Regions from separate parts of the Homo sapiens genome. Here all the other regions are linked to region 2. The links are chromatin loops, found by intact Hi-C in ENCODE. Cell type or tissue: dorsolateral prefrontal cortex. All regions are shown on one strand. Links, peaks and the distances in the headings refer to the core of each region. The heading gives the core; the rest is flanking DNA. Region 1 has its middle 320 kb from the start of RPRM. Region 2 overlaps GALNT13 (polypeptide N-acetylgalactosaminyltransferase 13). Region 3 has its middle 98 kb from the start of GALNT13.

Region 1 (10,469 bases), core at 2,674-7,673, 1.2 Mb after region 2:
GGGAAACATATCATCTTGCCTTCCTCTACTATCCTTCAATATTTAAGTACCATCAGCAGTGCTCATTGGATCTCCAAAGAGAGAAATGCTAGGAACCTAAAAATCCCTCTGTCCTTTACTAGCTACTTAACATGGCTAAATCTTGAGGAGTCATAGCATGGTGGACATTTTGAGAGAAGAAACACTGTTTATACCAGTTAGGACTTGGTTTCTCGCCCTGAGAACTTAGCTGTACCACTTACGGTCTTAGGAATCCTTTCTCCCAACAAGAAGCAGACAAAATAGCCTCTTTGTTCCTTTCCTGGACACCATCCTAACCTTGCTCTTTGAAATCTTTCTTCTAAAAAAGTAAGGAAGAGGATGCAAAAATTAGCCCATAGAAGCAGCCTTTTTCTAAGGCTTGAGTAGTACACTTCACCTTTCCTTCCCCTTGCTCTGTAACCTAATCTCAAGAAGGTTGTTCAGATAAGAGTCCCAAGAACATTCAACTCCAGACTATCCGATTGCACCAGATTGTTTCTGGAAGACACAGAAGAATGATCTGTGAAGCAATCACCAAAGGAAGATAATACAATGAGGAAAGCCATCTAAAGGAGCCTGCCACAAAATTTTAAAAACTCTGCATGGCAACTTGACCCAGTTGTGTCATTGACAGAATTATTTCTTCTCAGGAGGAAAGACTAGGTTATGCTGTAGTAACCTAAAATCTCAACGGCTTACAAAAGGGAAAGTTTACTTTTGGTTGCTACTACACGTTCAACACAAATCAGACAGCCTGGTGAAGAGGGGAAAAGAAAAATATGCCTAACCTCAAACTGGCTCTCAAAGTTTCTGCCTCTGTCCAGATTCAATGGGCCAAAGAAAATCAGATGGTCACTCCCAAGTTTAAAAGGCAAAAATGTATGACCCTTCTGTTGGGATGGATACCACATATTATGTGATGCCAATGGAAGTATCATTTGCTCCAAGAGAAGGACAGTGACTATTATGAACAAAACTACAACATGCCACAGACTGTGTTTCTTGTCTAGTGGTTTATTTGTGGTGTACCACAAATTTAGCAGCTTAAAACAACACACATTTATTCTCTCATAGTTTCTTCGGGTCAGGAGCCTAGGCACAGCTTATCTGGGTTCTCTGCTTCAGAGTCTCACAAGGCTGCAATCAAGGTCTCAGTCAGAGCTGATACTGAGCCTGGGGTTTCTATCCAAACTCACATGGTTGTTGGTAGAATTCAGTTCCTTGCAGCTATAGGACTGAGGCCCTCATCTTCTGCAGGTCACCTTCAGTGCTTTGCCATATGGGCCTCCCCACTGTAGCATGGTGAGTCACCCACCTGGTTACGCAAGGTTATATGTCCACTGCCTGAACCCTGAAGGCCAGGCAATGTGCCAAGGCCACAGTGCCCAGCCCAAGAGCAGGTGTCCTTGAGAACCCAAACATCCCAGAGAGTATCTGAGAACCTACCAAGGAAAACAGTCCCATCACACACACACACACACACACACACACACACACACACACACACACACACATGCAGTAGGCAAAGAGCCAGAAAATTAGCTTAAAAGCAGCTTAAGAATGGGAAGCAGCATGGATCTCTAAAGTTGTCTTGCTGCCATCCAGGAGTGCCTCACATGTAAGTCCTAATAAACTCCTCTACTTGCCAATCTGGATTTGTCTGAGTCATTCTTTGGTCTCTCAGCTCCCTCCTAGTTTGGGAGGAATGTTTTTTAATACAATTCCTGGTTTTTCTCATTATACCCATACAGGCAGCCCACAATATGGCAGCTTGCTTCTTCAAAACCAGGAAATTAGTCCATAGAATACTGCCAGGATGATAGAACCTTCTATAACATAACATAATCGTGGAGGTGGCATCCCATCATCTTTGCTCTATTGTATTGATTAGAAGCAAGTCAACAATTTCACCCACAGTTAGGGGAGGTATTGTACAAAGGTATGAACACCAGGAGACACAGACCTCAAAAGCCATATTAAAATCTGTCTGCCACAGGTGGTGGGGTAGGAAATGAGTGGGGAATCTTTGGGAATCTTTAGGCTTCCCCTAGAGATTAGAGTATGCCACTCGTGTAAATTCCAAAAACATGGCCAAGAATGTTCCAGTTATTACCAGAGACATGATATTATAGCTTCCTGTGTCGGTAAAATTAATCTATTTAGACATTAAGATCATGGCACTAGTTTTATTTTAATCCCATTATATTTCCCCTGCCCTGAGGCTGCTATTCCTCACTAAGAAAACCATTTTAAAAGTACTGGTCATGATAATAATGAAAACCATCTTTGCTTCTTTATTTTTATCTTGGTTTTTAGCAGGATTTTAAAAATATGTACTGATCCTAAATTTATTCACATCCTAAGGCCTATTTTATCTGCTGCTTGTAAACTATCAGCATTTCCACATTAGTCACAGACGATGTGTGTCACCAGCATAGCTAATAAATACAACCTATGCAAAGCAGCTTCTACCAAAATAAGAGAGAATACCAGCTTCCTGGTTTCCACAATTAGTGTATATTATGTGTTTATAAGCCAAGCAGCTCAAAAAGGCATTGCCAGAGAATATACTGAATGAAAATGTTTGCTTACTAAAAAGATATTTCTAAATGTTAATCATGACCAATTTGCTTTTTCGTAAGACTAAAATAATGCTGCAAAAGATTTTCAAATACAAGTTGACAAAAATAAATCTGGCTGTTTGTAGCAGTTTATGGTATAAGAATTATGAGGAATGTTTTTATTTAAGGAGTAAAGGAGTAAAATCCATTTCAAAGGGAAATGCAAACATTTTACAGAGCATAGACTGTGTGGTATCACAATACTAATCAAGTGCCTGTCAGATGGGATGTATAATGTTTCTCTCCCACTATAACAATCAAAGTACCCTTATCTTTCACCACAGTTTTATAATGAAACAATACTGTGTTTACACACAGCTGCTAAATGTCATTGCCAACACCAATGACAATATGACCTCAAAGACTGTGTGTTGTTCTTGTCCTCAAAGGTGCCAGAAGGCAACATGATAATCCAGATGAAACCTAAGAAAAGGAATTACAAAAGGCTTATATGCAGGTCAGAAGATATTCAAACTGACTTATAACTAAAGATATGCCAACTCAAACAGTGGGATATACCTTTTATCCAATATAGTGTCACAGATCAAAAGTTTTGAAAGTACTGTATTGGCCATGGTACGGAGAAATGAATACTTTCAAATTATGATAATCAGAGTAGAAATTGGGGCAGTCTCCTTGGCAGGCAACCTGGTAATATCCATCAAAAAATTAAAATACAGGAAAGGGGAGTTGGTGCACAATGAGTACAAAGTCCTATTATGCAAGATAAAGAGGTTCTATAGATCTGCTATACATCATAGTGCCTATAGTTAATAACATGCTACTGTACACTTTAAAATATGTTAAGAGGAGATCTCATGTTAAGTATTCTTGCCACACATACACACACAAAACACAAAAAAAACACAAGAAAATTTTTGGAGATGAAAACAAAAACTAAAATATGTTTAGTATCTTGATTGTGATGATGGGGTCACAGATGTATGCATATATCCAGATACATCAAAATATATACATTAAACATGAAAATTTTTCACATATCAATTATACCTCAATAAAACAAAAATTCAAATACACGTAAACACAGACTTAGCAGTTTTGCCAAGATGTATACTCAACCATAATCATAAAGACATTTTCTCAAGGAACCTCCCAAAAAAACATATAGTAAAAATAAAATGAAAAAGCAAAACACAGATGTGTGTACATGAGATGTTCTCACTCGTTTAAAAAATGGAATATATATGTTTATGTATACATTTTTTTCTAGAAGAATAAACAAGACCCTATTGGTAGTGGTTATCTCTGGAAAAGGGAGATGGACTATGGAGTAGAAATGTATTTTACTTTTTATTTTCTAGCCTCCAGTACTATTAGAAATTTTTACCATTCCAATTTTTCAATAAAAATAAAATAAATAAGAAATAAAACTGACTTATCTGGATGAATCAGATACAGTGAAAGTCATATTCTAATTAAAATTATGGAATTATATTTTGGCTTCTCAGCCTGATCACATTTTTTTTTTTTTTTTTTGAGACGGAGCCTGGCTCGGTCGCCCAGGCTGGAGTGCAGTGGCGCGATCTCGGCTCACTGCAAGTTCTGCCTCCCGGGTTCACGCCATTCTCCTGCCTCAGCCTCCCGAGTAGCTGGGACTACAGGCGCCCGCCACCACGCCCGGCCAATTTTTGTATTTTTAGTAGAGATGGGGTTTCACCGTGTTAGCCAGGATGGTCTCGATCTCCTGACCTCGTGATCCGCCCGCCTTGGCCTCCCAAAGTGCTGGGATTACAGGCTTGAGCCTCCGCGTCCGGCCAGCCTGACCACATTTTAATTGTCCTTAAGAGGCAAAGTGACTGATAGGACAGTTCCCACTCAGAATGCTAATTTGTTTCCTCTGGCTTTTTAAGGGTATCTATGCTTTGGAGACTTATTCCAGGTTATTGTGACCTCAAGGAAATCAGCTTGTTAATCTCGGGGTCATTTGAAGGTGAAAGGTTTGAAGTTCTGAGGGTTGAGAGCTTAGTTGGGACCCCAGGCCTAGATTCACCAGTGCAGATGTTAAAAAGCCATTTGTTGAGGAAGAAGTCAAGAAGCCTCTCAAAATATGATTAGACAAATTGCTTTTGGAAAGTTTCTTTATGCCCAAAGTATAACGCAGTCCTGAAACTGGATTCCCAAGGTTTAAAGACCGAAACCAAGAATGGGCACACACACCAAAAAAAACCCTGAATTCTCAAACCCACCTCAGTTTGGGCTCCTCACTTACTCTAAAATCAGATCCAGACTACCCCCTGGTGGTTGCCTAGAAGAGACATTCCTTTCTGTCTCACCATGCACTTGGCTTCAAACAAGTGGGACCTTATTTTATTATGAAGACAAACTTCCCAGAAATGGAAAATATAATCCAAATTGCTATCAGGCCATGAAAAAATATCTAGCATGGCAGTATGAGTGGAGGCTGAAATGGAGAAGAGAATGACTGGTAAGACATTTTATGTTTTAGATTAAATGTTTTTAAATGTTTCTCTGCTTTGCAAATGCCTCTTCTTCTGGCCTCACTGTCCTTTCAAAGGCCACAACTTTCAATCGACTTGAGAGAGGCCCCAGCCTCTCTCAGCTGTAATTGATTCATTGGCTCTAATTTGTGTTTCTGTGGGTTGATGTCACCTCAGCATACTCTAAGTCACTAAAGACACATGACATTACCTCATTTTCTGAATTACCTAACATCCCTAGGTAGAATTTGAATCTCATGGTCAGAACTGATCAACTTATATTCATCTCACTACATTTGACATTTTCTGAATTTAGTGTTAGTATAAGCTATGGGGTCTGAACATTGTTCCTGGAACAATGGCATCGTCATATAAATACAAAAACATCTATGGGTATCTAGGTAGCATATGTTACTAGAAAAATGAAGAGCTGCTGATTCTTCCAAGTGTTCAGCTATTTTCTCTGTTTCATTTAGTTGTAGTGGAAGTGTGACTCTTCCCAGGGGGGCTGACTTCTTGAAATTGCCTTTCCTTATCTGAGGCTGGGATTCGAAATGTTTTTCCAATCATCAAAAGCCCTACAGAGTTTCGGGGAGGAGAAAAAGGGGTGTCCCATATTTTCAGGGTTTGAATAGGATCCTTAGAACTCTCCCTTTATGCTAGTGCTTCCTGTTCCTCATTTTAAAAGCAAAGGATTAAAATGTCGTTATGATTTTTTAAAATAAAAGACCAAAAGGTAACATTCCAAAAAATGGATGAAAAATGTGAAAATTAACTGCTAAAATTAAAACTACATATGGTCAAACAAGTAAAAAAATAACCCTGTACCAAGAAATGGCTCTTTGAACATGTTCAAATGGCTAAAAAGTGACTGATACCTGTCAGCATTGTGGATGTAGAATACCTCAATTGACAGAAGCTGGAGTCTCTCTGGCAGCTCCTGAGTTAGGAAATTCTCCAGTCATCCTCCTTATCTCATGTCAAAGATTCATGCCTACAGCCAGTGGGGTGCATTCACGCCTTCAGATAGCAAAAACCAACTACAAACCACTCATCAATTGCCAACAATCAATCTTAGCAATTTGTCTAACCAATCAGCAACTTTGTGGAGACCATGAACCCTTCTCTTTCTGCCTTCCCGCCATTCTTTCCATATGCTTAGATAATCAAGTATCATAAACTGACCCTTGTTAGGTGTTGAAACAAGTGCAAAAGATTGATGGTTGCCAAGTAACAGAGGCATTATACATGGCAAGGCAAAAGTGGAAACTGACAGGTCTTATTATGGCTTACAAGACTCTACAAAACCTGAGCCCAGTCCTTCTCTAACCTCCTTCCTTCATTTCTCCCCTCTTGCTCTGTTCCAGCCACAGTCACTTTCTTCATGATTTTCTCTCACACCAGACGCATTCCTGCCTCAGGCATCTTCACTTGTTTTTTTCTGCTTGGAATACTCTTTCTAGATATCTTCCTGACACACTCTCTCTTAAGTCTGGCTGAACTCTTACCTTAATATCACCATCCCATTTAAGATTTCTTCTCCCTCATCCCTCCTGATCCCCTTACTTTGATCTATGTTTTACACATTTTAAATATTATAAAATTTAACTTTTATGTTTATGTATTTCTCCCTATCCCAAACCACACACAATACAAAATCATATCCACAAAGGCAGGTGTTTTTGTCTGTTTCTTTCACTGCTGTATCCTTGGTGTCTAGAAGAGTATCTGACATGCGGTTAATACTCGGTAAAGCCAATGTTGTTAAGTGAATAAGGAATGAAGACACTGACACTGTAAGACAAATCAGTTCTTTCACTGTGCAACATAAGGATAAGCCCAGGTCAAGGAGGCACAGCCTTTGGTCCAGAGCTATCAAGCAGTTCATAAGCGGTGTATTGCATAGCAGAAGTGAACCAAGTCAAAGAGTTAATGTAGCAGAACTTGCTAAGTCTTTAACAGTAATTGTTGGAATAAGTCTAGAACAATGTGGTTCAAATGGCAGCTTGAAAGATTTTACTGCCTTTTAATCTAGTATATTTTAAATCTATCTGCTAGCCTAGCCAACCCTACCTTGCATAGACATCGTCACTGGCTTAAAGAGCCTGCAGTCATTCTCTGACAGTAATCTCTCATTTTCCATTTCTCCTTAAAGTGATGCTTTCTCAGAAAGGATGGAAGACCCTGGAGGTGAATCTAAATAACCTAATAACTTGAAATTTGGCTCCTATCATTCCCATCAGAACTATGAGTTTCCAAGGATACCACTATGATATTAGCAAGGGGATCTATATTACTTATAATCAATTGATTGAGTGGGGGGAGATTCTGAACCACTTTCTTCTAATCTCTCTGAATTATCCCATGACTTATCTGGATGTCTACCTTTGAAATGGCTGCTTTCCCACTATGGACACATGCTTCTCTCTTTTATTTCTCATGAGTTACAGAGTACACTTGTGTAGTCATCTTTTTCTCTACATCACTGATAAGTTCATGACCTACATTCAATCAGCAGTCAAAAAGAAAGTTGCATGAATGCTAAATCTTCTTGGCAACTGATCACAAATAGATATCCAGTACACAAAGATGCAAAGCAGAAAGGAAAAAAAAATGTTTGTTGAGCAAATACAGCTTGTTATACTCTTTACAGATATTACCCTATTTCAACATTACAAGGAATTTTCACATGAAATAGAGTATGCCTTTCCCCATCAACTGAATAATAAGCTCCTGGAATATGCGACCCTGCTGATCTTGTTCATCACTGTATCCTTACATCCAACAAGATGCATGGCCCATCAGAGGCACTCAATAAATAGTTTTGAATAAATTATTAAATACAGTCATTGCAGTTCCTCTTATCTGTAAATCTGGCCCAAATCCCAATTCTATATCCAGCCTCATCAGCTGTATTTTACTCATAAAACTGAGCCTCACAAGATGGTTGGAACATTCTTTCTACATCCCAAGATTGCTTCCTTTTTTTCCCAATTGTTACTTTATTACAATATGGTGGAGTTCATTACAAATTTAAACTATAGCTTGATAATCTTTAACCAGACAGTTTTAATAAAGGCAAACTACTTATTTAAAAGTGGTCATAGAACAACTCAAAATGTGGAGTAAGGAGGATGAGAAACATCTGACTGGCCAATAGATTTAGTTCTCTCAGTATAGGAAACTCAAACTTTTCATGTTTAGGCAAGGTAAACCGTAACTTCAGTAGACAGCAATACAGAAAGATTTCATCACATAGACTAGTTTCCATTTAGCAGGTCAAGGGTTTTTAGCTGTCTCAATTGGGATAGATAAATTTACAGGACTGCTCATGCTTGAGCCTTCTTTGATCAACAATGCACTTTTGATCACCAACAACTTTTGATCAGCAATGCACTTGGCAATTTTCTTTTCTAGCTGTGCTCTGCACCATTTGCTTCGCTACCACATGCTTTTCCACCCAGTTTATCATGTGCTCTTGTTCCTTTCAACACATCATAACCTGCACAGAGATATGATAGTACAGGTGATTCTTTACCTCCTTATATACTCGATGCAGCCATTCCTGAAGAGTATTCTCCAAAGTCATAGCAATGTTATTCCTCTTGGCATCAAAAAGGTAATGGCACTTGTGACCCACAGCCTGCTGTGACTTCTCCAAATCAATGGTATCCTGGATTTGTTTGATGGAAGCGTACTTCACCTCTTCTAGTTGGGCAATTTCTTTTTTTGCTCATTCAGTTTATCAGCAAATTCTCCAACAGAGGCACCATATTTTTTAATTACAAAGATAAGTAACTCTACTACTGGTATGGTAGAGAAGATCTCTGGGGTAATTACATATATTTCTTTGGAAAGAGCATACAACGTAAGTCCAGTTCCAAACACATAAGGTCCTGTTATACCAGTTTTAGTATAAAGAAAATGGAAGAATTCCTCAGGGATCAGCCCAAGATGAACTTCTCCTCCATATTCAGGAAGAGGTGGTAGAGGAGCAAGACATGGCTGCCCTGTGTGAAAGCTCCTTGTTGCCTGCAATACCCCTGGACTGGGGAGGGCTGCCTTCTTCAGGGAGAGGGCTTCTGTGGAAGCAGAAGAAAGTGCCCCCGGGACAACATGCTCAGTGAGGGCCCAGGCCAAAGAATCTGTTAGAAGCCCAAGACTACTAAATGCAAAATAGTGATCACCAGAAACTCAGTTAATGTAGAAGAACATCATTCTGTCTCAGCTCAATTTAACTTTATTTTGACATAGAATCTTTAGTAAAACATCCATTTCAAATGCTACCTTGGCCTGTTTGTAGATAGTTCATTGGAGCAGTCTAGGATAAAATTAAAGATCCCATACAATAGAATATTTTCAAAATACATCATGTTCTGAAACCACCAGCTTTCCTTAGAATACCTTTCATGGGTCATGAAAGAAGAAAAGTAGTCCACAGATTCAACTCCCATCATCTCATTAAGTGTAAATTAGACAATAAATTTGCATCTGTTTCTCTGCTTGAATCCTCTCGTAAGATGTTATTGACACAGAGTTAAGAGTCCAGGAATAGACTAATTTGTTTTACAGTGAAGCATGACCATATACAGATGATCATTTTTAAATTGATTTATTATTTTTTGTAATGACAAAATATTTATCCTGGTCATGGGTTAATTCAGAGACTACTTAAAATTAGAAAAATAATTTTAACTTAAATTTCACTATTTAATTTACTATTAAAACTGATATTACTTCATAGCCTTAGAGATTTTTGTGTAAAATAATGAAAAATAATAAAATCTTTAAAGCATTATTTTGTGGCAAACATACTACAGTCTTGTTCTTATAAAATCATACTAATAAAACCTTAAGGGGAGTTGACTTGTACAAAATTAATTCAACCAGAAAGGCACTGGTGAAATGTGACATAAATCTGTTGAACTAGAAAAAATTCTAACTTTTGGACTAATTTTAAAAAGACCTATGGCTTGTTCATAAAGCAAACTGAGCTGTCCAGGAAATAATCACCAATCATGTAAAAAGAACAATTGGTATTTTTCTTATTTTTTTTTCTCAATACTTTCTTAACTATTTTATGAACTTTCTGTTCCAGGGGAACTCTAGAGTCAAGTTACATTAAAGTCCCTCTGGGGTTTTTATTGTAATTATTACATTGAATTTATAGATTCACTCAGGAAAAGATATATTTACCACATGAATCTTCTATACCAGAACCTTGTTATACTTGTGTTTTTCAATATTTTCTCTATCTTCTAGTATAGGTTTATATTCTTTTGAAAATATGTAATTCCTAGTTATTTTAAAGTTTTGGTACTATAGTGAATGAGCCCTTTCCATAAATACACAGAGACATAAGAAACCA
Region 2 (10,469 bases), core at 2,525-7,524:
ATGGAGAGGGCCACATAAGAAAATGCTGGCAAACAGACAAGAAACTAAAGGTTTCAGCCTGACAATCTCCAAGGAACTAAATTCTGACATGTAAAATTGGAAGCAGATTCTTCCCCAGTTGAGCCATGAGATGAGATTGCAGCCCCCATCAACACATTAATTGCAGGCATGTGAGAGACCCTGAAGCAGAGGCCCCAGCTAGGCCATCCCTAGACTCTTGAGAAATAATAAATATGTCTGGATTTCAGCCACCAAGTTCGTGGCAATTTAGTACACATATTTGTACATATTGATAGACAATATGTTGCCCCTTTGTGTCTTCAGATTTCACTTGGAATGTCTTTTGATGCTGATAGCATTAAGTCCTTTTTCATCTTATGAAAATCTCCCAGAAAATGAAGAAAAAAATTCTGGAAGGATGACTATAAGGTTGTTTAGGTCATCATTTAATTTCTTAATATATACATTAAAAATATTTTAAGAGTTGAACTTTTGGAAATATTAACACATAACTATTTAAGGCTACATTAAAAAAGATATGCTATCACCTTTTACCAAAATGTCATCCTAGAATCTAAAAAGCATTAGGGAGAAAACCATGAAGCAATGGAGACTTAGATTATTAATTTCATTCATGTGAATGATCCCTCTGAGTATAAATTTCAGGTGCATCATATGCTAGCTATATGACCCTTTATAAGTTGCTTTACTCCTGGGTAAAACATATAATTTTTAATACTTCATGGGATTATCATGAGGAAATAAATAGAATGATATATACAAAGTATTTGGCACAGTGAGAGTTAAAGAATGTTAACTCGTGTCAAAAACCTGATAAATACCTTTTGTTCAGTTATAAAAACTTTAAAGTATTTCATAATCTAATAACAGGTTACTGTCTTATTTATTCCACTTTTTGAATTTTTAGACATAAATAGAAATATTTAAGTTTAATTTTATTTCTTCTGCTAGATAAAAAAATTTGAAAGCAATTTTCAGTGATTTTAGTCATAGATTAAGATATTTGCTACTTCACTTAACAGTCATTAAGATAAGTGTTTTATTAATATTTTCATGGGGTTCAGTAATCTTAATTCCTTTAATCTTTTTAAATGCATACTTAACTTTGCAATTGTTTTCCTGCCCAGGATTCAGTATTTACTGAGTTAAGAGTTACTCAGCAAGGCAGTGTTGCAGAATTCATTGTAAATTTTAACAGCATTAAAATTGTACAGTTACTACATAGTGTAATTATAGATTTCTGTTTGACAATAAACCAATGCTGAGTTTCAATATTTAAGAACACAGACATTATAGGACTACTCATTAATTATTAAAACATCAGTATGTTTTTACATTTTAAGTAGTTTCTAGATAATTTACTTTTAAAGTTTGTTTTAAATACATGAGAATCAAACAGCCTTCTAAGGAATTGAATATGTAGGAGACTATTAGACAATGTTAATAGACCAAAAATTAATTACTTTAAAATTATTTGCACTTAAGCAATATCTTAATTTTCATTCACAGCTTCATAACCATGATATCTACTATTAAAGATAGTCTGTAGTAAGATTAAGAAAATGTTAAGAACATTTGATAAAACCTGGTTTATGAAAATCTAGTTTAAGGCTCTAAAAAAAAGTAGAGAAAGCTACATAGCATTTTACAAGGTGAGTTTATTTTATTAAGACATATTGGTAGTCCTTAGTCAATATGATATGTCTTTATTATCATATGAAAATACAAAATTTTTAACCATTTTACTAAGATGAGCGAATGACATAACATTTAGTTTTTTTAATATCATAGTTAATGTAGTTTTGTTTTCTGCTTTAAAAGGGCTAGCATCATTTATTAAGCACACATTATGTATTTCTAGCCACATATTCTATGTCCTCTGAAATTACTGCCGTTATTATGGTTTCATTTTACGTACTGTAACAGGAAATTTCCTTGAGACTGGGCCTGAAACATTTTAAAGTCACAGTTTATCAAATTTTAAATGAAGAGAGAAGAGTCTTGACAATCCAAGCCAAAGTAGAGGCATCATGACAAAATGTTGCAGATCAATTGTTCATTCAAGGAAAAGTATCTTTAAAAATATTTATATTATTTCCATTGACACATTGTAATTGTAAATACTTATGGGGTACGATTTGATGTTTTAATACTATATATGTTGTATAATGATCAAATCAGGGTTAATCTCACTCATATGTGAAATTTAAAAAAAAAATTTAATAGAAGCAGAGCCGAAGAGTCGATACCAGAGAATCGGGAGGGGAGGAATGTGAGAGGTTGGTCAATGGGTGCGAAGAAAAATTATCTGTGACTTAAAAATTCACATTTGTTACATACTTTTGTAAGACAGCAAATTGTTGCAACCAATCTGCGGTCTGCATTGTTAAACATAGGCAGAATAAAATGCAATTCTGTGCATGTGTAAACTACATTACATTAGTTGCCTACAACAGAGAAGATGGATAATGGTTTTGAAATATATTTCCTAGAGCTCAAGCGTTTCCTAATAGCAGGAGGTGTGGAAGTGAGTCCTTCTCCCTAACTTAAAATATTAGTTACGTATTTCCTTATTGTCTCAAGTGAAGGCACAAGGCTGCACATCTCAAATCATTCCTAAGATAGTCAACCAAGGAGTCTCAGTAACGTTTGTGATAAATGATTACTTCTTAATCTGAATATTGAGCAAGTATAGCAGAACAGCCTCCTCCTGCGATCCCAGTGAACCTCTTGAATGTGGGTTGTACTTAAATGTGGTGTGTTTCCTTTACAGAGAATTGGCGTTCTCTGTGTTCGTTCTCCAGACAGGGAACTTAAGGTAAAATAGTCTGTGGGTCTGAAATCTGAGCAGCGTATATGAGGTTGGGGGCACTCCATAAGGACAAGGGTCATATAAATGTAGTCACAAGGAAGAAAGCCAAGATAATCCAGCCAAAAAGGAATGCACTCCAAAAGGGTGGCACGTCTTTAGAGATTGAGCTTTGATTTCCTCTAGGTCACAGCATCATATGATCAAAACACTAAACTCTTTCTGTGAAGCCTTCTCTGACTACCCTATCTAAAATGACTTTGCTTCTTCACCCAGTTCCTGTTCATGATCTATTAATTTCCTCAGCTACTATCATAATCTTATTTATTGTCTGTCTTCATACTAGAAGGGAAGTACAATGAAGAAAAAATATTTTGTCTGTTTCATGTACTTCTAGATCCCTAGGACCTAGAGGAATGCCTGGGACATATTAGATAATAAATGATGAATGAATGAACTATTATTTTTAAGTCAGATTAACTACGCCAATGTAACTTTTCATTTTTATTTCTTTTGTGTTCTCCCCTAGGCTTTAGCGAAGTCTCATTTGAATAATTTGAGGTGAATGTATGGACTAAAGCCTATGAGCGGTTCTTCCTTTATTGTTATATTTAGAAGTTCTGGGCTTGATTTAGTTAGAGGAGCAAGTGCAAAGAAAAGGCTAATTCCTCCCTCCCTCCCTTCCTACCTGCCTGCCTTCTTTCCATCCTCTTTCTTTTCTTTCTTCTGTAAATGCCAAGAAATTTTCAGTTGCAAAAATGAAATAAACATTTCCATTGTCAATCAGCATGGGCCATAAATGTGTAAAAAAGCTTGGTCACAAAAAAGACAATGAACAGAACCCAGACAACCCAGAAAAGATATCACTGAATGAAAAGATTTAGGTCCTTATCAAAGAGGAATTATCATAGTATCTTCTGTAATTTAATATTTGTTGTATATACTTACCAAGCTAATATATATTTAAATATGAACAATTTACATTGCCTATTATTCTCAGCACATCATTTCACTGTTTTCAAAAATACTATTTTGAGGTAATCCTGCAGGTAGAATTATAAAGATATATCTGAACTAGGTAGATCCTAACATTGTATTATATTCCAGGTTCTGGTACTAAGAATATTCAAAATAAGTTCTACAGTAACCCTGACAGGAATCTGCTTTAGCAAGACTTAGTCTTTTCTAGGTGTGAGGGATTATATATTTATTAATTTATAAAGGAAGGTATAAAGCTGAGAGAACGCATCTGCAAATCCTTAGATATTTACTATAGTTTAGGGGGCAAGTCTTAAGATTTTTCTGCTTTATTTCTTCAACCTCACTTTATGGAAACATGGAAAATCCACGAATAATACTGTCCTACATATTAATGAGTTTGAATTAAAAAAATTCTCATGATTTTTCAGTTTTGTCCTTTTTGCCATAATATTCTCATAGTTAAAAGTTGACACTATTAACCTGTAATTTGCTTGTTTTCTTTGGTATAAAAGATATTCAGTACAATTTTGATATTAATTTTGACTTCTATATAAATTTAAGAGATTTCATTAAGACTCAGACACTAAAATGTTGTACTCTGTGTACTTTTAAAAAATTTATTAACTAAATTTGTTTTAAATAAAGGCATTAATTCTTACATTCTTTTAAAAAATCTATCTGCTGGAAAAAAGATTTTTTATCTTTATGTGCTGACTTGAACAAAGATTACATGATTTAGCTCAAATGTATCCCATCTACAAAATATGCCCAGGAAAAGACCCGTGTTCTTATCTGACTATATAATGCAATATATTAGCAAAAATATGTGTCATTAAATAGAAGTAGCTGAACTCAAAATAGGCAGACTCTAATGAAGATGAGATTTGCTCATTAAAAGTAATACAATTTTTAGAAAAGAAAAAAAGTGAGGTGACTGAAACACCCCATTCTGTTTCAACCATCTTCATATTCCAGTTAAAGCTATGCTTATTGTGGATTTTCTTAACAAATAGAATGTCTTTGTTGGGTATTTAACTGTTCCATCCAATTGTTTCCAAATGAAAAGAAGGGCAAATTATATATTCCTTTTGTCTCTCTTTTGTGATATATTGTGGGCTTTGTATTTTGTAAAAGCTGAACGTATTCAGTAACAACTACGTCCTTCCAACAAAATGTATTTTAAAAGAATTACAAAACCTCTAAGTGAACATGCCAGGTTATGCATTGCCGGCACAAAAGGAAATCTGTCATGTGGATTCTCATAGTCTTTATTACTCAAAGTATCCAGTAGATGGAAGCCTTTCCCTTTTAAAACTTAAAGCTGCTTCAAAAGCATACATGCAGTCGGATTTGCTAATCCCTCCGTGCAAAAAAACAGTCCCTCTCCTAAGAGCGTATCAGAAAGACCACAGTTTGCGTGATTTGTAAGTGGTTTGAAAATCGCATTATTAAAGTCAAGTTGTCTTGACCCCCATGAGGTGAATGAGAATGGGAAGAATAAATTGATTCTTGAAGCTAGTCTCTTGGTGGCTGCGTGGGTTTGTTTGTCTTCCTGCATTAGTGTCCACGTTCTTGTTGCCCTTTTTCAGTGATAAATTTCCCAGGCTAGTGGTTACATCTCTTTCCGTCCATTATCGTTCCTTGGAAGCAAGCGCCCAATGAGCAAAGAAGGACACTCTAAATTAGATCCTCCTGGAATGAGCAAAGGAAAGTAGCCCAGGGTTTTTCCGGAGGGTGATGCTAAAGTGAAGACTTACTGTGTTTCCTCCTTGTCCCTATGTATAGCTCTATCTTTTTATCTTGGGCCTGTCCTCTCTGTCTTCTTACTAGTCTTAAGAATTTTTTTCTGGCTGGATGCGGTGGCTCAAGCCTGTGATCTCAGCACTTTGGGAGGCAGAGGTGGGCGGATCACAAGGTCAGTAGATCGAGATCATCCTGGCTAACATGGTGAAACCCTGTCTCTACTAAAAAATATAAAAAATTAGCTGGGCTTGGTGGCGGGCGCCTGTAGTCCCAGCTACTTGGGAGGCTGAGATAAGAGAATGGCATGAACCCCGGGAACCGGAGCTTGCAGTGAGCCGAGATTGCGCCACTGCACTCCAGCCTGGGCAAGAGCGAGACTCTGTCTCAACAACAACAACAAAATTATTTCTGTGAAAAACTATAGATTATATTTACATTTCCCTGTCCAGGAAATGAATGACTGTATTCTAAATAACTGATCAGATTTAATCATTGAGGTTAATTAAATCACTATCTATCTATTAGATTGGTTATTTAGCTCGTTGTCTTTTTGAAAGATATTTAAAACAAGGGTAGTTAAAAAAATAAAAATCTGGGCTTGGAGCATTTCAAAGTACAGTATAAGCTGGGTTTGTCAGTTCAAACCTCAATATGGAATCAACACTTCATCAGGGAAGCCACACTTTTCTTTGACTGCAAAAGGGGCAGTTGAATCATGTTTCCATGTGTTTACAAGTCATAACTAATGAAACAATTATGTGCAATGACAACTTCTGCTGGTATAGTTAGAGTACTTGAAATAAACTTTACATACTTGCCACTGAATTGCATCATAATTAGATAGGTAATGGTTCTCCCATCCTTTTTTTCCTTACTCAATTTTGAAGTTTATAGTTCAGCTTTAATTTAGAGCCTTATCTCTGGTAATGGCTTCTAACTCTTCCAACAGCTCATCGGTTTTCCTTGTACTAAACAAGAGCCATCAGCTCACTTTTCATTGAAAACTCATTTAACTGTCTCCCCATATGCTTTTAAGGACAAAAAGGCAATAGTGCTTAATTAAGATTTGAAAAACAACAACTACCACAACTTCTCCAGATTAATAAGTATTCCTTCTTCAACAAAGGGAGATCTAGATAAAATATTTGAATGATGCTTACCGAATATTAGAAATTCACCCTGTATCTCAATGGCTTTCAGCAATATAGATAATTAAATCATATTACCAATTTGCAAAATGGAGGTTTCAGTCTCCCAAGTCACAACATCAATTCTATACTGCACAAGAGTGAAGAAGGAAGAAAGCCGGGAAAGGAAGAAGGCTGGGAGTAAAGACAGTACTTCATGTTATAACTGGTGAACTGTCTCAGTTGACAAGTCTGAAGGAGGCACTCACAAAAGGCTTTGAGGAGTTGTAGCAAATTTTGAACACAACTTTAGCCTCACTTCTTGAGACCAAAAAATGGCACTCAGAAGTATGAAATCTTAAATAAAATAAAGCAAAACATAAACAAAACCCACAGAGCTCTGAGTATCTTTGTTATTGTTCACACTCTGTAAGAATCTTTAGTCCTTAAAACAGTACTCCTGCCACACCTGTTAAGTGGCTATTACAAGGCCAAGGGAAGACTTGTGCCCAATATGGGAAAACGTTTGTTGTTACTATTCTGCAATCAAAACCTGTTTTATGTCTTTTGACTTAATGATGATGTAAGTAAAGACAATATAAAAAGCAGTGGAAACATGGGATGCTCTTTTATTTTAAAAGCAGGTCTGATTTTTATACAAGATCTTTTGAGGGCAAAAAGTCCAGTGATGAAGTTGTCTGTTCTATCCCTTACTGTCTATATGCTCTTCAACAAATAATATATCTTTTTGGACAACATTTTTCTAAGCAGATTGAAGGTCTGAACCAGACAATCAGCTCTCAAGGTTTTGAATTTGAATTTAAAATTATCTTCAAGGTTTTGAATGATCAAGACATGGACAGTCAGAATCAAAGATGAAGGAAACAGAAAATTCTGGTGCCATTATGATTCAAGCCTCAATTTAAATGACAAGTACATATATGTAATACAATCTCAGTTTTGTTATAACATTTCTTATACTTAATTTGGTTACTAGCACAACTAAATTCAATGTATTTTTTCTTTTTAAATAGTGTTTCCTCACACTGTACCAGATGTCTTAATCTTAGCATCTGGAATAAATAAGTGTTGAAGGTTTGCCATAAAATGTATGAAAACTGAGGAAATATTTTTGCAAATGATTCATTTTTTATATAAGTTTTCAGTACTCTAATTGACTTTGACATTAAAATACTTCTTTAAATATTTTGACTTTTTAAAACCAAAATATAATTTCAGTTATCTTAGCTCCTAGGAATAGTGTCCTTTAAAAAGGAAAGTGTTCTAAGAATTCTTTTGACAGAGTATTAATGATTAAATAAAAAACTGAGTTTATCTTTTAACTTATTTTAAAATTATCATATTGAAAAGGGCAAAAAGTAAATGGAGTTTATACAATTTTCATGATTTAGGTTTATGTGTAAAAGGAATGATTTTTTTTCAAATATAGAGCAATGTATGCACACTGTGAAAACTCAAATATGCTGAAAGGGAAGAATAAAAAGTGATAATCACAGACAATTTCACTACCCAAAAATAAGCATATGTAACATTACCTTTGATATTTATTTTGTATGTCTTTTTCGGCTAGCTAAAAACATACTATATTTTGTGTGTTTATATTTTACCTCACTTCCTAAGAAATTTCTTAATAAAAGACACCTTGTAAATATTTCAATGGCTGTATCATAACCTAATAGAAGTATCATGATTTAGTTGATTGGTCCCCTGTCGTTGATTGTTAAATTTTATCTGTGTGCAAGTATTATTACAAATGACATTGGCATGAATGCATTTGTACATAGATATCTGAATGCAAACTTATTTCTTAATAGGGCTCCAGGGACCAGAAATCTATTTTCTATTGCCTCTAGTTGTTAGGAAAAATTTGCAGCCGCACAAATCAATCAGTACATCTGGGGATTAGAGGATTCTTCCATATGCTGAGGTCTTGACTTCTTTGGATTACAACCCTGAGCAAATTCTATTCTTCTCTTGAACTAGACGAATTTCAAAATAGTGTGACAATAAAATCTCACTCAATTTGGTGGATTCTGGAGGTTGAATTAAACCACTTCTTTTCTTTACAAATCCAGGTAACTTCTTTACAATCTGAGAAAAGGCTAATTTTTTATGAAGACATTAAGCTTTAGAATCTTCAAAGCTTTCTGTACTATTGACTGAAAAGTAACCTTTATTTCCCATTCTTGATGAGAGCATCTCTTCCTAATATGTTGTAATAACTCATTGAATATCAGTTTAGGCAATGAATTTTCATTTTATTTATATATTTGTCTATGTCAGGTATAAGTGGTTAAACTTGTGTACTTAAACTTTGGAAAGTTCTGTATTAAATAGATTAATGGATTGTCCATTCTTATTTAACTAAATAAAGGATAGGTGAGTATTTTTATGTGTATGTTGACTTACCTCCTGATCATGACTCCAAGACTAATGTTTCTATGGGAAATTAAGATTTAATTAAAGCACACACACACAAAAAAAGCTTAAGGCCTTGTTTTCTACCTTTCCCTACTCAGGATCAGAGTATAGGTGCAAACCAAGCAAGTTGAGTTCCTCCAGTGGTTAAAACGAAAATGCCTACCCTTGTTACCATCAGATGTGATTTCTAAAATTATGCAGAGTTTCTGTCCCCTCTGCCCTCCTCAAGAAATTTCCTTTTGCTATTGTTTCCTCTTAATCCTGAATCATCAGTTTCTCTCCCTTTATATAGGATTTTCCTCATGAATTCATAATATCCTCTTGTATTTTCTATTAAAAATACAATCAAAACTACAGTAATAACAACATATACTTTTCTTGCCACATGGTCACCCCTCTGCTGTCACACACACTCAAAAACTTCTAGAAACATTTGTCTATAATAGTGATTCACAACATTGACAGCAACATTATAATTACCTGGAAACTCATTAAAAATACTCCAGCTTCAAAAATACTTTCAAGTTCATCCCTCTACTTCTGGTATGGGATCAGGCATTGGAAATTCTCTAAAGTTCCATGGGTGGATCTGGGGTTAAGGGACACTAGCATATGTTGTCATTTTCCATTTCCACACTTCCTATTCTGCCTTCAATCTACACTTAGGTGGCTTCTATCAACACCACTCCATTGAAACTCCTCTAAGTCACCAATTCCTCCCATGTAACCTGATCTCATAGTCACTTCTTTGTCTTCATCTTCCCTTCTCAGCAGGGTTTCACTCAGGTGCCTATTCCCTTCTTGCTAGCTTATCTTTTCTTGGCTTCCATGACACCACATTCTTCTGGTTTTCTAACTTTATAGCCATCTTTGGTTCTCTTTGTTGGTGCCTCCTCTTATGTTGGCCTTCTAAATGTTGTGCCCTGAGACTTAATTCTGAGACTCTTTTGTTTTAATGGAAACTTTCTTCCTAGGGCATCTCATTTAGTCCAGTGGATTTAAATACTAGCTATAATTTTCAAATTGTTACATGGATTTAAATATTATCTATAACTCTTAAGTTAACACTAAGCCTGATTTAACTCAAGATTTATAAGTCTGCCTATTTGACACCTACACTTGAATATCTAGAAGGGCACCTCAACAAATCTAAAAACAAAACTCTGGATCTAGCCCAACCCAACCCCAAAATGTTCTTCCTTCAATCTTCTCCATTTTAGCAAATGGTACCTCTAACCACACAGCAGCTCATAAGAAACTTAGAAGACTTTGTGCTTCTATTTCATCATTCCCTTTCATTAACTTTATTCACAAACCCTGTTGACTAACTCTATGTCATATCTTAG
Region 3 (10,469 bases), core at 3,610-8,609, 600 kb after region 2:
AACTTTTAACAAATAGCATAAATGAAATTATATGTTTTGCGTCTAGAACAAGAGTTATTCACAGAAAAAAAAAAGGAAAGATATATTGTCCTGGATATGTGCCCATCTCTGAAGTTAGTTCATTTATTCAGTACTTATTATGTACTAGGCACTGTATTAGGAGCTCACAAACATTAATTGTTCTTTGCAAAACCTTAATAATAGGTCACCCTAAATTTCAGCTGAGGAAGCTGAGTTTAGAGAGATTAAGTAATGGGTCCAAGACCACACAGCTAGTGAATTTTAGAGCTGGGATTTGAATATGAATCTTACCTGCTTTCCTATTACTCTGCTTTTCTACCTTCTCACTTTGCTATATAAATTAACATCTAGCTTTCAAAGAGGAGTACAGAAAAATAATGAAGAAAAACTATTTGGGTGATGGTTACATTAAAAGCCCAGGCTTTACTAATACACAATATACCCATGTAACAAAACTGCACTTGTACTGCTTAAATTTATACAAATTTTTTAAAAAGTTTAGAAGTTGAGATTATAATAGAGATTGAGAAGAGTTGGAATTATTTAGCAGAGAGAATAGGGCTAAAAGTCTTTTAATGTGATCATTTTTGTATTAAGTGTCTTCCATTATGAGTCATAAGATACTTGTAAATAGAGTTTAGTAGGTTACATAAAAGATGTAGACATTTCTACTGTTTCCATTATCTCTTCTCCTTATGAATGGAGAATTGCACTTCCTCACCTCTTTAATTTAGCCTGTCATGTTGATACAGAAGTTCTGGGAAGGGAAGGGCATGGTTCTTTAAAATGATGGAGAAGGGGTGAAGGGAAGTACTGGGTAGAGGAGGGCGTGGTCCCTGACTAGGGCTCCACCCCAGGCCTGTGCCTACAAACCTAGGTGAGTACAGGCACTCCTGCCTTGGTGCCCAAATGTTGCATTTCCCAGGACCACCCTGGCCTGCCATGCCCCCATCCTGTGCCTATAAATACTCTGAGACTGTAGCAGGCAGACACATAGGTGGCTGGATGTCGAGAGGAGCACACCAGCAGAGGAACACACAGACAGCTGGACATCGAGAGGAACACACCGGCATAGAAGCACACCAGGATAGGAGCACACCGGCATAGGAGCACACTGGCATGCCAGCAGGCCATTGACTTGTGGAACAAGGCAGTTTGGCCAGGGCAGTTGGAGGAGAGCTTGGGCAGCTAAGTGGCCCAACTCCAAGGGAAAATCATCTCCTTTCTGGCTCTCCCATCTGCTGAGAACTACTTCCACTCAATAAAACCTTGCACTCATTCTCCAAGCTGATGTGTGATCTGATTCTTCCAGTACACCAAGGCAAGAACCCGGGATACAAAAAGCCCTCTGTCCTTGTAACAAGGTAGAAAGTCTAACTGAGCTGACTAACCCAAGCCACCTACGGATGGCTAAACTAAAAGGGCACTCTGTAACACACACCCACTGGGGCTTCAGGAGCTGTAAACATCCACCCCTAGACACTGCTGTGGTCTCAAAGCCCCGAAGCCTGCTGTCTGTATGCTCCCCTAGAGGTGTGAGCAGTGAGGCACTGAAGAAGCAAGCCACACCCCCATTGCACACCCTGCGAGGGGTACAAAGGAGCTTTTCCCATTTTGACATTACTGCATTGGCCAATAAAATGTGAGTAGAAGAGAAATGTGTCAGTTTTGTACATGGGCACAATGAATTGTCTGTTCAATCCCCTAGCTGCCTCTTTTCTGCCATAATGATTGATGGAGGCCTCATGACCTGATCACCAACCAACAGCCCCACCTCCTTAAACTATCGCATTGGTGATTAAGTTTCAACATATGACTTTTTGAGGACCACAAACATTCAGACCATAGCATCCTCTTTGAAATGCACTGAATCTAAGTCTTCTGTATTTCCACCCCATCCCACCTCTGAAACAGGTAACAGAAAAACTCGAAAGTGTCTGCTGCCCTAAACAAAGATAATAGAGGTGACTTCTTATTCATTTGTTTTGTTTTGGCTTATTTCCTCCTCAAACATCAACATTCACTTGCAGGATTTTATTTCAATTTGAAACAATCCTGACTATCCACAAATCATAAAGAAGACACTAACATCTGATCTGCATATTATAGCTATGTCTTTTCAGTAGCTTTGTAGTTTTTACAAAATGTCAATCTACTTCATTAAATTTAAAACAAAACAAAACAAACAAACAAACAAAAAACAGGAAAAACACTTCCACAGGTATGTTTAGTTCATCCAGAACGAGCCTTAAAAGACAAGAAATGGTAGAACCACTTTTCACCATGAGATTCCCCTGTTCACTGAGGAAAAACTTGATTCAGACATGTTGACAGGCTAAAAGCAGCGTTGGCCAAGGAAGAGAAACTTAGTGCCTTAATAATCAAAGTAGAGAAGTTCTAAAATAAGGAGTCAAGGAAATGTTTCATCTAGGAAAAGCACAAAGCCCGGCTGCACTAAGGTTGAAGCAATTACTGAAATGTCAGAGCTGCACAGAGAAGAGAAGCTACAAAGATTGTTATAGAAGGTGACAGTCTTTTTTTAAAAAACATTCACTTTACAAATGTTTTTATAAATGTGTGCTTTATAGGTAGTTAGTTCAAAAATCTTTGGGGTAGATAGCATCAGGAATGAAAGACATGGGCAAGTGAGAAATTGAAAGAAGCTTCTTCAGGATGTTAATGCTTTGTTGGAATTGACATTTTAAAGCTACAAAAAATAACTTAATAGCTGTAGTGAAGCACCAAAGATGTTTTGTCCTTGGAGACAGCTAGGGTGCTATGGGAAGGATAAACAGGGAAATCTAAACATTGTGCTCTTTGGCCTTATTGAACACATTTCAAGGGAAATTTTATAGCCTCTCAAAGCTGAGTTAGAATAAGAACACCAGACTTGTACAGTTGTATTCACAACCAACTGTGATGGGTAAAACATAAACAACTCTCCCTCTTTTGTGTCTTAGTTTTTTAAAACAATTCTGGATAAAATTTTCAAAAATATTTTACTTTCAACCACTTTTTAAAATGCACACCACAAAGGAAACAGCAGATTTCATTATTTGTTTTTTGATTTATTTCTACAACAATATTTCACATCTATGTCAAATCTCTGAGTTAAAAGAGTGTTTGAACAGATATAATAGGTTTTTCTTATTGTTTATTATAGTATCTGCATTAAAATATTTCTTCGAAGTTTCCTATTGATTCACTCGGATTTGCAATGAGAAGGTCACCACCTAATTTCAAAGGTGATTTTATAATTTATTATGGACAAAGTTTCTAATGAATAATCTTAGAGTTTTAATAAAGATACAAGTAGAAAGCAGATTAAAAAAAGAAAGAATAAAATTTCAAACAAATCTTGGAGCAGTATATTTAGTGTGAACCTAATTTCTAGTAATTATACAAGACATAGTCATTCAATATTATTCAGTGTGTTGCATTGTGTCCAAAGAAGGCTCTAGAAAGATGATGTGATTCTTGCTCTTAAATAAGTGCACAACTTTGAATATTTTTAAGGCAGCATAAAGGCATATTACTTATATTTACATGTATTAGATTACTAAAATTACATAAGCTGAGTACATGATGAAAAAGATATTAGACTTAGTGTCCCTAATCTTACTTGGGAATTATGTATCTTTTATAATGAAAAAAAATTAAGAAAGTTTATAGAAAATTTCAGTCATTTTTAGTAAGAGAATAGTTTGCATGATAACATGACTGATTTCCATTTAATAACTTGGGATTTTGCCCTCAATAGAAATCTGAAAAGTAAGTAGAATATATCAACATATGAATGAGGCAGGAAGGAGTTATTATGAAACCTCTATATCAATTCTGGCAATATATTGAAAAACTAAATTTCAAAGTTGACTTAATAAATGAATAAATTTTTAATAATGTATTTTGTGTTAATATTTGACTTGGTTTTGCTTCTATCAATGTATGGTATCCAAATGAATGCCCTAAGTTTTAGAAAGTGAAAGCATTTGTGATCTATTTTTATAAGTCAGTATGACATTATTTTAGTGATATATTAGGTGTCCTAAAGAGTAAAGAAACTTCCTCCTCCTCTGTCTCTAAACCCTACCCCATCCTCTCCTATCTACTTATTCTTAAAAAAGGAAAATTTGCATTACTTCTTCAGTCATTAAGGCAATATGTATCTTTCTATAATAAAGCATCAGAAAAATTAATTTTTACTTCTGTAATAATGACACATGATTGGGATGTTTTCTACTGTCAGAGAATGTGCTTGAGCATGTGCAGTATTTGATCAGAAGTACAACACCAGAAATTATTGTTATAATTTTAATTTGTAGAGACAGGATCTCATTCTGTTTCCCAGGTTGGAGCGCAGTGGCATAATGATAGCTCACTGCAGCCTTGACCTCCTGGGTTCAAGCAATCCTCCTGCCTCAACCACTTGAGTAACTAGGATTACAGGTGCATGCCACCATGCCTGTTTTTTTGTTTAGTTTAGTTTTGTTTTTAAATGTTTGTAAAGATGATGTTTCATTGTTGCTCAGGCTGGTCTGAACTCTTGGACTCAAACACTCCTCCTGCCTCAGCCTCCCAAACTTCTATGATTACAGGTGTGAGCCATCATGCCCAGTCTATCTTTGTTCTTGACTAAATTTCAACAAGAATAAGTTTACCAAAAAAAAGTTTTCTTGTCAAAGGGATTATAGGGAAGTATAAATATAGATTTCCTACCCATATAAACGTTTGATGAATCAACTAAACTCTGCATTTACTTGAAGTCTGCATTCTGTCTTTATATAAAACCCAACTGATATATAATTTAGCTTCTACTTTTTTCATAATTGCAATGCCATCTTCTCCTATTATTTTTCTGATTACAAAATTAATTTGTACATATTAGAAAAATATGGAAAAAAGAGAAAAGGGAGAGAGAGAGAAAAGAAACATCACCTATAAGCCCATAAATATCTAGCAATATTTACTAAGCATTTACTCTTGAGTTTTTCAAGATAATATTTATGATTTAGTATTTATGATGTATTACATTTATTGATTACTTTAATCAATAAAAATTCTTTATATACATGATTAAAAGGCTGTAAATATACCATAGTTTCTATAATATAAAAACATGAATATGTATTTCAACTAGTTTTCCAGAAAAATTGTTTGTTAAAATTCAAATTATACCCCATCAGCAAAGTATGATTCATTCTAATCAATCATCAATTGATTATATCAATATATATCAGTCAGAAATAAATGAACGCACATCAGTGTACATTAATATAGTGTTCATGGTTAGAGTTGGAGTTGAATTTGCAGGTAGAGTTAAGATTAGGGTCAGTTTTATAATTTGAGCTATATATAATTGTCTTGGGATAAGATAAAAGTTAAAGTTAAAAAGAGACAGATCATAAATAGTTGTTCAACTGTGAGTTAGATGTAAGTTGAGGTCTTCAAAAATCTCTCCATTCTACCTTTTCTTCCACAGCCTATTATGATGCCATTCTTCCTACAACTATATCAGATATTCTTATTAAAGTATAAAAGTGTCAATATTTTCTCCAGAGAGGTTAACCTCTTATATTACATTGACTGTAAATGATGTGACAACCATTCTTCTCTTGAAAAGTAAGGGAAAAGAGAAAAAAAACCTAGAAAAAGAGGGGAAATCTTTTCTTCCTGACATCTAAAATTACTTCAATAAAGGACATCTATATTCTATTCCACATAGAGCTTAAATGCAAATACACAATACTACAAAAATCTCACTGATCTAAACTATTCAAATTAAAGTGGCAAGTGACTGACTTGGTATCCAATACGATAGTAGAATTAGTTTGATAAATGAAGAATGTCACCTGCCCAGAGAGGTAGACAACTTGCCACAGCGCATTACAGCAAGTGCCAGAACTAGTTCTGTTACACTGGGAGCTTTCAGCTCAGCCTCAAAGCCCACCCGACCTAGGTAGGGAAGCAAACCTCAACCTGTCATTGCTACTGAGCATAGAAACTGGTCCCATCCATCCCAAGCAGTGACTCTGCCTAGTTTCAGGGCCCAGTCTGCAACCTTGTCCAATTACAAATATCAAATAGCAGTACCACCTGGTCAAGGAATACCAGGCCAGACCCAGTGAGATCTGATTGGCCAGGTCCAATCAGGGGCAACTGCAGTGGCCATCCAGCAGCTGTGGCCAATTGCAGAGTCACATTCTGTGGCCTGGCCCAGTCAAAGGCAACTGTAGTGGCCACCCTGCAGCTCTCTTCAATTGCAGAGCTCAGCCAGTGGTTTCACTGCAGAGGGAGTCCAGCGAGCAGTCTCACCTAAAATCAGAGCAGGGGCAGCAGCCCAGCCATGTAGAGAGCCTAAAACAAGCCCTGCCTGCCCAGGGTTGTTACCATCTGGCCCATCTAGAATCATAGGCTAGACTAAATAGGCAAGGCCTATCTCTGCCAAAAAAATACCTATAAAAGCCAGAGGAGTGGCTGTCTCTACGAATGTAGACATTACTGCAAGGACTTGAAGACTATAAGGGATCAGGAGATCACAACAGCTCCAAAAAAAGCTAATAAAACCTTTTTTTCCCCAGGATGGCGTACTAGAGGCTTTTAGCATGTCTCAGCCACTTGGAAATAGCAAAACAGTGCATAAAGATAAACTCTTTGAGCTTTAATTCAAGAAGGAAAATGAGAATTCACTGGAATAGTGAGCAACAACCCAGATCTCAGGGAGGAGAAAGTGGGCAAGCAGCCCCGTGATGGCATTCAGCTGATAAAAGTGAGAGAAGCACCAGTACATGAGGAAGCAGAGTCTCCTGCTGTGATTCACCTTCCCACTAGGGTTCCATGCAACCCAGGCCAAGAGAGAGCACCTAGTTCCTCTGAAGCCCTGGAGAAAACTTGAGGAGACAGGCAGAGGAAAAGATAATGGGAAAAGCTGTAGGCATTTTCCGATGCCCAGAACTGAGAGGAGGAAATCATTTTCAATTCAGGCTTATAGAACATCAGTCGTTGTTTGGTGACCTGGAAGCGGCAGCCACTGCAGGCATTTTGGTCAAGGGCCAGAGATTGGAGTAGTTGCTCTGCATTGGAGGACTAATGCTCACAGCCAGAATTGAATGGCAAGTGTGGAGAGCACCTCAGTGGTAAGCACTGGAATCAGCTCTCTCCAGTCACAAGACTGCAGCAAGAAGAGTTGCTCAAGCCAAGATTTAATCTGGGATTTGCAGCCAGAGACAGATTTGTGACTTGGAACCAGCCTACATATGCCATTGCTGGGTGCCCCGGACTGCTCCCTTGGTCAACCAGGGTAGAGTGCCCCACTCTAGTCCTGCTCACCTGAATTGGGAGTATGGTCCAACCCATCCTTCTCTTGCATCTGTGTGCAGTGAACCTCTCTCCACCTCACACCCAGGCATATTCCCAGGCATTTGGATCACCCACTCACTTGGATTAGTAAGTTTTTGCTCTTTTTCTGTGCAGAGATTTTGGGGCACTGGAGTCCTCTCCGCTTTATGACTAGACATATTTCCAGGCATTCAGCACACACCTGCTCACCTGGATTATCAGCCTGAGGTGCCCCTCCTTTTTCCTACAAAATCTTTGTTGTAGCAGTGATAACTTCCCGTCTCACAGAGGGACACATTTCCAGGCAATCGAAGTAAACACTCACCTGGATTGGGAGACTGAGCCACCCTAGATTAGGAGACTACACAATCCCCTTTGCAGAAATCTTGGTGCAAAGGTAAACTTTTTGCTCCACACCTGGATATATCTCCAGGTTTTTGGTGTACCTACCTTCCTGGAATAGGAGCCTGAGGTACCATTTCCTTCCCATGCAAAGGACTTGGTGCAGTGGCACTTCTTCTGCTCCACACCTGGATGTAACTCCAAGCATTTAGCACACTCACTCTCACATATTAGGTGTTTGAGCTGTCCTGACCTTCCTATACAAAGATCTTGTTGTGGTGGCAGTTTCTCTGCTCCTTCCCTGGGCATATCACCCACCTTGAGACACATCTGCCCCCCAACCAGATTAGGAACTTAAGTATTTTCTCCCATCCCCTGTAAAGCCCATGTAACAGCAGTTTTTCCAATCATTGCTGGGGCATATTTCCATGTATTAGGCACATATACTTGCATGGATTAGGAGCCTGAGCCACCTTTCCTTTCAGTTGCAGAGATGTTAGTGCAGTGGTGTTCTTTCCGCTTGACACCCAGACATATCTCCAGGTGTTTGGAGCACCAACTCTTCTAGATTAGAAGTTTAGGCCACCCCCCTTCCCATGCAGAGAACTTAGGGCAATGTAGGTCTTCCAATTCCATGCCTAGGCACACCTCTAGGTGCTTGATGGCTATCCACAAGACCACACCTCAAAGATGGTGCCTATGCCTACCATTTGGGAACCTGTAGGTGGGTCTGCCTAGCTCTGCCCCAGTCATCTTGGTCCTTCCCTCCAGGGCTGAGCACGGAGCTCAGACTACTGTGCATTACACAGATCAGCCCATTGTCTGAGACAATAGAAAATTTCTCCCAGTAAACAAGGAATAAGTATACATACCTATGTGTATCAGCTGTGACTGATGATGTAGATGGGTATATACTTGATCCTTGATGCAAATGAATATATACTTGATCCTTGTTTACTGGGAGAAGTTCTCTGGCTCTTACCCATGAGCACCACCCACTGGCCTCGAGGAGAAACAGCATAACACAATAGGAAATCTTTCAACACCAGTGCGTAGCACTGGGTAGCAAGATAAGCTTCCTGATACCAATATCGCTTCAGCCTCATAGGTGCCAGTGAACCTGCTCATATGCCTAGAACATGACTACTACAACCAGAATTTAGAAAAGGCACTATGAAAGGGCTATCTATAACCAAGGAACTTAAAAACAGACTCTTGGTCACTGAAAGCAACCAGACCAAAGTCAAAGGACCATAGACAACATACATTATAGCCACCTCCACAATGAGGGGTAGGGTGGGAAATTTCATCCAAATGAAATCTAACTCAAAAAATAAGGGGAGATAAATTATCCAGAGGAGAAAAAGCCGGGGTGTGGGGGGGCGGGGGGGTGGGAACTCTAAAAATAGGAAAAAAACAAAGTGTCACAATGCCTTCAAGGCACTACATTAACTCTCCAGCAATGGATCTTAACCAAAATGAAATGTTTGAAATACCACATAAAAAACTCAAAATGTTCATTTTAAAGAAGCTAAATGAGATTAAAGAGAAAGCTGAAAAGCAACACAAATAGATCACAATAGCAATTCAGAATATAAAGAAGAGATTGACATCATTACAAAAAGACTAAACAGAACTCCTAGAAATGAAAAATCCATTAAAGGAATTACAAAATACAATTGAAATATTTAACAATAGGCTAAATTGAGTGAAAGAATTTCAGAGCTGAAAGAGAGGCATTTTGAATTAACTCAGACAAAAATGAAGAATTTTAAAAACTGAGCAAATCCTTTGAGAAATATGGTACTGTGTAAAGTGTTCAAACTTATGAGTTATATGTATTCCAGAGGGAGAGGAAGAAAAAAGTAAAAAAGTATGGAAGATATATTTTAGAAAATAATTCAGGAAAAATCTCTTGGCTTTTGGAAATATTTAAATATTCAGATACAAGAAGCTCAGAGAACTCCTACAAGATACAATCCAAGAAGAACCACACCAAGGCATATGATAATCAAACTATCCAAAGTCAACAGGAAGGAAAAAATGCTAAGAGTGGCAATAGAGAAGCATCATCTGTAAAGGAAATTCTATCAGACTAATAACAGATTTATCAGCAGAAACTCTGTAAGCCAGAATAGCTTAGGAGGTCATTTTTAGCATTGGGGTGGGGGAGGGGGAAGCTAGCCAACAGCTTTGTATCCTGCCACACTAACCTTCATAAATGAAAAATAAATAAAGTCTTTTCCAGACAAACAAAAGCTGAGGGAATTTGTCACTACTTGACTGGCTCAGAGAGGTTGTAAAGATGGAAATGAAGGGATAGTATTCACCATCATAAAATAACACTTAAGTACAAAAATTACAAATCCTAGAAAACATTACATACAACTGAAATGCCAAAACAACTAGCTAACAACACTATGACAAGAACAAAATCCCACATAATAATATTAACCTGGAAGGTAAATGGCCTCAATACTCCTAACAAATACAGAGTAGCAAGTTGGGTTAAAAAATAAGTCTCCACCATTTTCTGTATACAAGAGACAGGTGTAATGACTAAAGACAGCTACAGATTCAAAGTAAAAAAATAGAAAAATATATATAACACAAATGAAGAACAGAAATGAGCCAGAGTAGCCATCCTTACATTAGATAAAACAGATTTTATTTTTTATTTATTTTATTTAGATGGAGTCTTGCTCTGTCACAAAGGCTGGAGTGCAGTGGTGCGATCTTGGCTCACTGTAAGCTCCGCCTCCTGGGTTCAC

What was found. Peaks named below come from ENCODE experiments on the same cell type or tissue, not always from the same donor. Only the 100,000 strongest peaks of a DNase experiment are listed, where the experiment ranks them.
Region 1: a loop joins it to region 2, with 5 times the contacts of the local background. A loop is called at or near these places in 11 of 110 quality-filtered maps.
Region 3: a loop joins it to region 2, with 8 times the contacts of the local background. A loop is called at or near these places in 12 of 110 quality-filtered maps.

The regions. Positions count from the first base shown.
Region 1 is chr2:153,157,688-153,168,156 of GRCh38, reverse strand. It overlaps a transcript of GALNT13 not described here and the pseudogene ATP5PBP4. Among named protein-coding and RNA genes, the nearest start is that of RPRM, 320 kb to the left of the region's middle. In dorsolateral prefrontal cortex, for the core only: a CTCF peak has its summit at 4,900 (motif pointing left); no DNase peak of the experiment used is centred there.
Region 2 is chr2:154,370,478-154,380,946 of GRCh38, reverse strand. All of the region lies in intron 9 of GALNT13 (polypeptide N-acetylgalactosaminyltransferase 13), which reads right to left. Among named protein-coding and RNA genes, the nearest start is that of GALNT13-AS1, 82 kb to the left of the region's middle. In dorsolateral prefrontal cortex, for the core only: CTCF peaks have their summits at 4,901 and 5,101 (motif pointing right); no DNase peak of the experiment used is centred there; H3K4me3 peaks cover 730 bases; H3K27ac peaks cover 429 bases.
Region 3 is chr2:153,768,783-153,779,251 of GRCh38, reverse strand. It overlaps a transcript of GALNT13 not described here. Among named protein-coding and RNA genes, the nearest start is that of GALNT13, 98 kb to the left of the region's middle. In dorsolateral prefrontal cortex, for the core only: no CTCF peak of the experiment used is centred there; no DNase peak of the experiment used is centred there.